Linked DNA regions of Homo sapiens: region 1 is linked to region 2. Evidence: chromatin contacts called from ENCODE Hi-C or POLR2A ChIA-PET data. All regions are on one chromosome and are shown on one strand. The core of a region is the stretch at or near the end of the contact, and the rest is flanking DNA. Distances in the headings are between cores, read along the strand shown. Region 1 overlaps FSTL1 (follistatin like 1). Region 2 has its middle 19 kb from the start of FSTL1.

Region 1 (3,742 bases), core at 313-2,812, 34 kb after region 2:
TTAGCTTCTGTAAGGGTTGGGCTAATTACATGTATTTTTAGCTATTGAGAGGGCCCAAGTTTGTAGTTTGTGGCATAACATTTGTGACAGAGAAAAAGAAAATGGACGGGACCTCAAAGATGGTCCGAGAAATTTCTGATCCCCTTCACACATATACCTGGCTCACCTAAACTGTAGTGTGAAATTGATACAGTGGAATTTCTATCAGAGAGGCTAAACACTATTGAAACAGAAATACAGATGCTCACCCTGAGCAAAGACTCAGACATACTGAGTTCCCTTTACTGTCAGGGTCCCTACCAGGAGGGCCCAGCATGGCTTCTTGGTGGCCCAGCCGAGCTCACAAAACTTGCTTTGGGATGGAGGCAGATGTATGCTTGCCAGTCATTCACAAATACTCGGAGCACGCAGCTTCGCTTCTCCCAGGGCACCACCATCCCTGGTTTTGCACTATGTGCTATAATTATGGTGCTACAGGGACAGGCTGAGTCCTATATCAGAAGCAGGAAATTCACCTGGCTTCTCCCTAGAGTCCCAGCAGTCTTTCAGGAATGTGTCTGTTTGTGCTTTGTTCCCCTTCCTCTAGTTTTCCCTCCTTGACATTTTCTATTTTCTTTCCTTTCTTATCCTATGTGGCCTTGGTCTTGCTGACAGCCACATGCAGAGATGCAGATTTTCTGGTTTAGCTATTTATTTTAAGGAGAAAGACATTCACTTTATGCATTAATTGGTGTCTGCCTCCTGTTCCACAGAAGGGTAATTTTCTGTGTGGCACCAAGGGCTTGATAGTGATCAAAGAAAACCCCAGTTCCCAGTAGGAACACACTTCAGGTGTGAGTCCATTTTGGGTTTCTCAATCTCCTTTCTTGGGAGATGAAACTAGAAGGGAGAATGGGACTGGGAAATGTTTTGAGTAGAGGCCAGACATTCAAGTCTTGGCTAAATGTTGGGTATAATAATTTCAGTACTCACTGCAGACTTATTTCTTAATAAAACTCCCCAAGCTACTTGTGGACCATGTTGTTTTAAAGGATAGTTACAAAGTTAACCGCTTCCTCTTACAGATACAATTGGAGAAGAGTCTTTGTGTTTTTTCATTTTCTACAAAGGAACATATATAAGCTAGATAATAAGAAACCATGTTGGGGTTGTTTTTGTTTATTACGTGTCCTATTTTAGATACTTTTTTTTTTTTACAAAAATAAACTGTGATAGGGATATGAAATCCTGTAAAAACAACCAGCGCTTGAGGATGACTACCCCACTATGTTGGTCATTTTACAGCTTAGGTAATTGCGTTTTTCCTCCAAATTCCCCATACACATTTGATCAAATAGAAGTCTCTTCATTTCCTGTTTAAGTTGCTCCATGGAATTGCTGTGTGGATTAGAGAGCAAGCTGGGTTCCTCCCCAGTGGCTGTGTTTCCGTTGGTTGATTGGGTTATTTTCCAGGTAATGCTATAATTATTTTGCCCAGTGTAAATGGCATTGTCGTGTAGTGACTGAAATTACTCATGTTACAGTGGCCTGGAATGTAAAGACTTCCTCATTCTCCAGTGATTTGTTGTTTGACTCTGACTCCAGGAAAAAGTCTTTTCTCTGCCTAGGCTGAAGTGTGTGCATGTATTTGGGGCTCAGATAGATAGCTGAGGCTCTAGACTGCCAGTCTGTGGGCTCAGATGTGACAGTAGCCATATTCAGAAAGTCATGACAGTCTCTGAGAAAGAGACAAAAGTTAGGAATTGTAAGCCTAAGAGTGTTCAAAGCATGTAATGAACTGTCCCCAAATGGTTCTTGTCCTAGAAGTGGGTAGAACAAATAAGGAGGAGGAAAATAGTGATGAGGAAGACTGGAAGAAGGGAGGTGGTGATGCACGTGGGAAACTCTGTTAATTTTAGTGGGTTAAGCAAATGCAGATGAGGCAATTGAGTGAAGAATTTCTGTTAAGTGCTTCATGAGAAAATACTGTGAGTGAACACTGCAGATGTATATGATCAGAAAAGATATATCACTGTTTTTTGTTTGTTTGTTTTTGTTTTGAGACAGAGTCTCGCTCTGTCGCCCAGACTGGAGTGTAGTGGCAGGATCTCGGCTCACTGCAACCTCTGCCTCCTGGATTAAAGCAATTCTCGTGCCTCAGCCTCCCAAGTAGCTGGGATTACAGGTGCCTGCAACCACGCCCGGCTAATTTTTGTATTTTTGGTAGAGATGGGGTTTCACCATGTTGGCCAGGCTGGTCTTGAACTCCTGACCTCATGTGAGCTCCCTGACTCAACCTCCCAATGTGCTGGGATTATAGGCATGAGCCACCGTGCCTGGCTGTTTTTTGTAAGTAAATGTATGCTCTGTAAGCACAACTCACAAATGATAATTAAAGCTGTAAATTAAAATGGCACCTGTACATAGTGTGTGGCAAGGGAGATGATGTCTACAAAGGTGCCTCCCACAAGGTAAGTACTCAATAAATAGTAGTTGCTATTGTTCTCCTTGTTGTTATGGCTTGAATTCCAAGGAACGGTAATAACACCATAGGGAGAGACATGAAGAGCCTAGACCCAAAGTGTGTAGTGAGTGAAGTCCATATATGTGCTGGGTTAAATGGTTTTTTAGTTAGAGGATGTTCCAGAGTTTTACAAAGTTCGTGTGCGTTTATGACTCTAGAAGGAAGTATAATAAGTAATGTTTCCCAAACATTTTACCACAGAACACCATTTCAAAAAAGGCCATAAATATTTCAAGGCTAGTGTTCCATGGACAGACTTCCCATGAACAGGATCTATTTATATGTGACCCCAGGTCTTAGTGGCCTTGCTGAACTCACCTCATAAACTAAGTTTCCTCAGGAAGGCAAGGGACTTGTCTGGACCCAGAGCCTGTCTCAGAGAAGATCCTCTTGGTAGTGACTCTAGAATGGACCATCAGCATGGCCATGTGCACACCTACCCAGAACTGGCTGGGCTTTTGGATATCAACTTATGTACCCAGGAATTTTCTCTTTTATTTTTCACTTTCTCTGTTCATACCCAGTCTATCAGCAAGTCCTGCCTTCTGTACTGTCAGAATGTATCACCTCTCCATTGACTGTCCTCTGTCCCCACCGCCACCACCCTAGCCAAGCTGCCATCATTGTGCCTGGACTATTGCAATAGCACCTAGCTGCTCTCCGCTTTCTCTCTCCTGCGACCTGGCTCTTTCTGTACAGGACAGCCTGAGTAATCTTTGTAAAACACATATCTGATCATGCCACTCCCTGAGCAAAACCCCCCAGTGACATCCATTGCATTAAGAATAAAATACAGACTTATCAGTACCTTTAAAACCCTACATGCTCTACCCCTTGCCAGCTTTTCCCAGCTTACCTCTTGCTGCTCTGGCTTTTGGACCCAGTGCTATGGCTACACTGGCCTTTTCTCTGTTCCAGGAATGTAACAAATTCCACCCTGCTTCAGAACCTTTGCACTTTTCTACTTTCGTCTGAATTGCTCTCATCCTTCAGGTCCCAGCTCAAGAAAGCATTCCCTGACCACTCAATCTAAGTGGTGCCCTCTCTCCCAGAGTTCTGTCATACATACTCTATTTTCCTCTAAACTTACTGATCACAGGCTGAAATGAACTTGTTATTTTTGTTTGTTTATTCACCTTCCTCCCTCTAGAGCATGTACTCCTTTAGAATAGGGCTTTGTCTCTCTCATTCTGCAATGGATCTCTAATACCTAGAACCAGTTGTGCTTAGTGTATAGTA
Region 2 (3,722 bases), core at 1,163-3,662:
CACCCTGGGGATATCTGACAATGTCTGGAGACATATTTGGTTATCTCATGTGGTGGTGGTAGTAGGAGGTTACTACTGGCATCTAGGTGGGTTGAGGCCAGCGCATGCACAGAACAGCCCCTCTACAACAAAGAATTATCTGGCCCCAAATGTCAATAGTGTCAAGGTTGAGAAATGCCGAATTAGACCATTCCTACTCAAAAATGTGGTCCGTTAACCAGCAGCCTGAGTATGACCTAAAAGCATTTTAAAAATGCAGAATCTTGGGCTCTGGCCCAGAGCTATTGAATCAGGGTATGCATTTTAACAAGATCCTCAGGCTATTCTATACATATTAAAGTTAAAGAGCAATGGACTAGAGCAATGATTCTCCACCTGGGCTGCATATTAGAATCACTTTAAAAAAAGACAGTAACCTGAGTGTAAGACTCAGATCACAGATTAATTAAATCAGAACCTCTGGATGTTGGAAACCAGGCATTGATATTTGTTAAAAGAACTCCCGATGATTCTAATGTGTAGTCAGGATTGAGAAGCTCTGTCCTATGATCTCTGAAGCTCTGCTATTCAAAGTGTTGTTGGTGGGCAGATATAGCAACATCACCTGGGAAAATTTTAGATGCACAGACCAATCTTTTGCTCTACCCCAGAACTTTTGAATCAGAAGCTGCATTTAACAAGATGCCCAGGTAATTCCTATTCACATTAAAATTTGAGAAAAAATCCTATTTCTTTTCAAAATATAAAATACAGATTTTGCTGAGGCCATTTACCATATTCCTAAGGAGGGAACTATTCAAAATCTTGTTTAAACAATGCTCTTCTGTTTCCAAATACTGTATATTGCATGACTATATTTAGTTTTGTTATTCACAGGTAAATTACTACATTTTAAGCAACTCACAGCTTGTCAGCTTCCAGGAACAAGGCTTTCTAAACAACGTGGTGTGTGGAAAAGCACTCTCCATGGAGAGGCAGGAGTGCAGTTAGCAATGAGAAACTTGGCCAGGATTTGCTTGGCAAAGAGGTGTTTCTAATAGAGCCCACGCCTGGGTTGTGCCAAAGGGAAGAGAGAAATGAGTTACAGAGCAAAGGCAGGCAGGGAGGAAGCCCTGATGATAGCACTTAAATTAGAATGAGAGGTTGCAGAGCTGGGAGTGGAGGTATGGATTTCCAGAGATCAGTACAGCCCTTGTCAGTCAAGGCTCAAAGTAAATTATGAGCAAACAAACTTTATTTTCTTTTTAATCTAAATAGAGTAAGAATAAGAGAGTGAGCAGGGCAAGAGGAGGAGCAACGTGTTCTACCTTCTCCTGGAAAATAAAAAAGGAGAAAGAGAAGAATTTGGAATTAAAAAAAAGTACTATCTAATCTTTGAAATAAGAATTACCATATCCATTTTATAAAGGATTAAAATGGAGGCTTTGAGAGATTAAGCTACTTGCCCAAGTACACCAACCTAGAAGTGGTTAATTTAAGCACAGTTTTCTCTAATTTCTGTTCATTACGGGCTGAAGGTGGATGTTACGGATTGAATTATGCCCATTCACTCCCCAATATTTATATGTTAAAGTCCTAAACCCCAGTACCTCAAACTGTAATCTTATTTAGACATAGGGTCTTTCCAGAGGTGATCTAGTTGAAGTGAGGTTTTTTGGGTGAGCACTAATCTAATATGACTGGTGTCCTTATGAAAAGGGGAAATTTGGAGACAGGTAGAAATGGAACATGGAGACACAGGAAGAAGATTGCCATTTATAAGCCAAGGATGGAGGCCTGAAACAGATTCCTCCCTCACAGCCCTCAGAAGGAACCAACCCTGCTTATACTGTGATTTTTGTCACAGGGTGGACCTCACAATTGGAGTTCGGCCTGGGAGCCACATGGGTTCTTGGCTTTGTGCAGGAAGGAATTCAAGTGTGAGCCAACAGAGTAAAGTGAAAGCAAGATTATTCAAAGTAAAGGAATAAAAGGATGGGCACTCCATAGGCAAAGCAGTGGCATGGGCTGTTTGACTGAGTACACTTATGGTTATCTCTTGATTATATGCTAAACGAGGGATGGATTATTCATGAGTTTTCCAGGAAAGGGGTGGGGAGTTCCTGGAGCTGAGGGTTCCTTCCCTTTTTAGGCCATATAAGGTAATTTCCAGACATTACCATGGCGTTTGTAAACTGTCATGGCGCTGGTGAGTGTCTTTTAGCATGATAATGCATTATAATTATAATATAATGAGCAGTGAGGACAACCAGAAGTCATTTTTGTCACCATCTTGGTTTTGGTGGGCTTTGGCTGGCTTCTTTACCACATTCTGTTTTATTAGCGGTGTCTTTGTGACTTATCTTGTGAAACCAGTTCTACTGACCTTCTATCTCATCCTGTAAGAATGTGTAACATCTTGGGAATGCAGCCCAGCAGGTCTCACCCTCTTTTCACTCAACCCTTATTCAAGATGGAATCACCCTGGTTCCAATGTCTCTTGATAATTTCAAGCTTCTAGCTGCTACACAATAAATTTCTACTGTTTAAGTAACCCAGTACTTGGTCCGGCAGCCCTAGAAAACTAAGTGACGCTAATAATAAGGGTTTAATCAAGAAAACAGGCCAGGCACAGTGGCTCATGCTTCTAATCCCAGCACTTTGGGAGGCTGAGACGGGGGGATTGCTTGAGCCCAGGAGTTCAGGACCAGCCTGGGCAACATGGCAAAACCCTGTTTCTACAAAACATACAAAGATTAATTGGGCATGATGGTGCAACCTGTAGTCCCAGCTACATGGGAGGCAGAAGTGAAAGGACTGCTTGAGTCCAGAAGGCAGAGGTTGCAGAGAGCCGAGATCATGCCACTTCACTCCAACCTGGGCAACAAGAGCAAGACCCTGTCTCAAAACAAAAGCCAAACCAGTTAATTTTTTTTCAGAAAGAATTTAACTTAAGAAACTGGTTAAACAGGTATTGGAAGACTATCCAGGTAAAGTGTGAATACATGTAATTGCAAGAAGCAGCCACCATTCCCAGGGCTAGGGGAACTAAGGGAAGAGGCAGCATGATCTGGATCTAGAAGCTTAGAAGGGAGGCCCTGCTGAGCTGAAGCCAGGCTGGGGGCTCTTTGTCACTGCTGGTGCCTCTGAACTCAGAGGAGGGACCCACGTAGCTGAAACTCAGATCTCTGAGGAGGGGGGACAGCTGGCTCGTGCTGGTGTCTCCAAAGTAACACTATGAGGTCGGCTCACAAGTATGGGAAAAATGGAAACCAGAACCAGTTTTTATCACCAAGGTGCAGAACTTTCCTAGGCAACACCGGCAACAACAAAATGCAAAGGAGTCCCAAGAAGCTCCTGCTGCCTTCCAGGCATCTTCCTTATTATAAAGGTGCAGATGGTCTTCCTTCAAAAGGTCCCTGCTGGACATCTCTCCTCCATGCCATTACCAATCACCCTAGAATGTGAGAAAGCTAATTTCTACCATCTGGTATACCACCACTTTTTAAAATTTCCTAAAATCCCTTTGTCATGACACTGCTCCCCACTTCAAAAACCTTTATTAACTCACGGCTCTCTCTCTATCCCCATTTTCTCTCCACCTTGACCGTCATCCCTAACTGGCAATGATTTCACTGATCCCCATTTAATACTCTTTTTTATTCTTCATGTTGACAGCTCCACACTCTCTCCATAAGCCCTTTCTTCAGTTGTCTGCCTCAATCTCAGCAGTTGAGATCATT

What was found. Hi-C counts contacts between places; a loop is a spot of excess contacts on that map. ChIA-PET counts read pairs that join two places held with the same protein, here RNA polymerase II (POLR2A). Pooled maps may share reads with other maps.
Region 1: a loop to region 2 is called in a map of PC-9, with 7 times the contacts of the local background. The contact joins two enhancer-like sites. A Hi-C loop is called at or near these places in 10 of 168 maps with a recorded cell type or tissue (PC-9, aorta, ascending aorta and 6 more) and 8 of 50 pooled maps. POLR2A ChIA-PET finds 5 or more read pairs at or near these places in 7 of 52 experiments (AG04449, AG04450, BJ and 4 more).

The regions. Positions count from the first base shown.
Region 1 is chr3:120,433,516-120,437,257 of GRCh38, reverse strand. All of the region lies in intron 2 of FSTL1 (follistatin like 1), which reads left to right. LOC124900546 (a long non-coding RNA gene) reads left to right here. Exons shown (of 2, transcript XR_007096030.1): 1 at 1-3,742. Among named protein-coding and RNA genes, the nearest start is that of FSTL1, 16 kb to the left of the region's middle. Within about 2 kb of position 1,562, at least 8 of the 41 ENCODE cell types and tissues checked have a DNase peak (open chromatin) inside an H3K27ac peak, as active enhancers do; they include PC-9 and heart right ventricle, where a contact is called at or near this core.
Region 2 is chr3:120,468,366-120,472,087 of GRCh38, reverse strand. No RefSeq gene overlaps it. Among named protein-coding and RNA genes, the nearest start is that of FSTL1, 19 kb to the right of the region's middle. RefSeq lists an enhancer at 1,359-2,280. Within about 2 kb of position 2,412, at least 6 of the 41 ENCODE cell types and tissues checked have a DNase peak (open chromatin) inside an H3K27ac peak, as active enhancers do; they include PC-9 and heart right ventricle, where a contact is called at or near this core.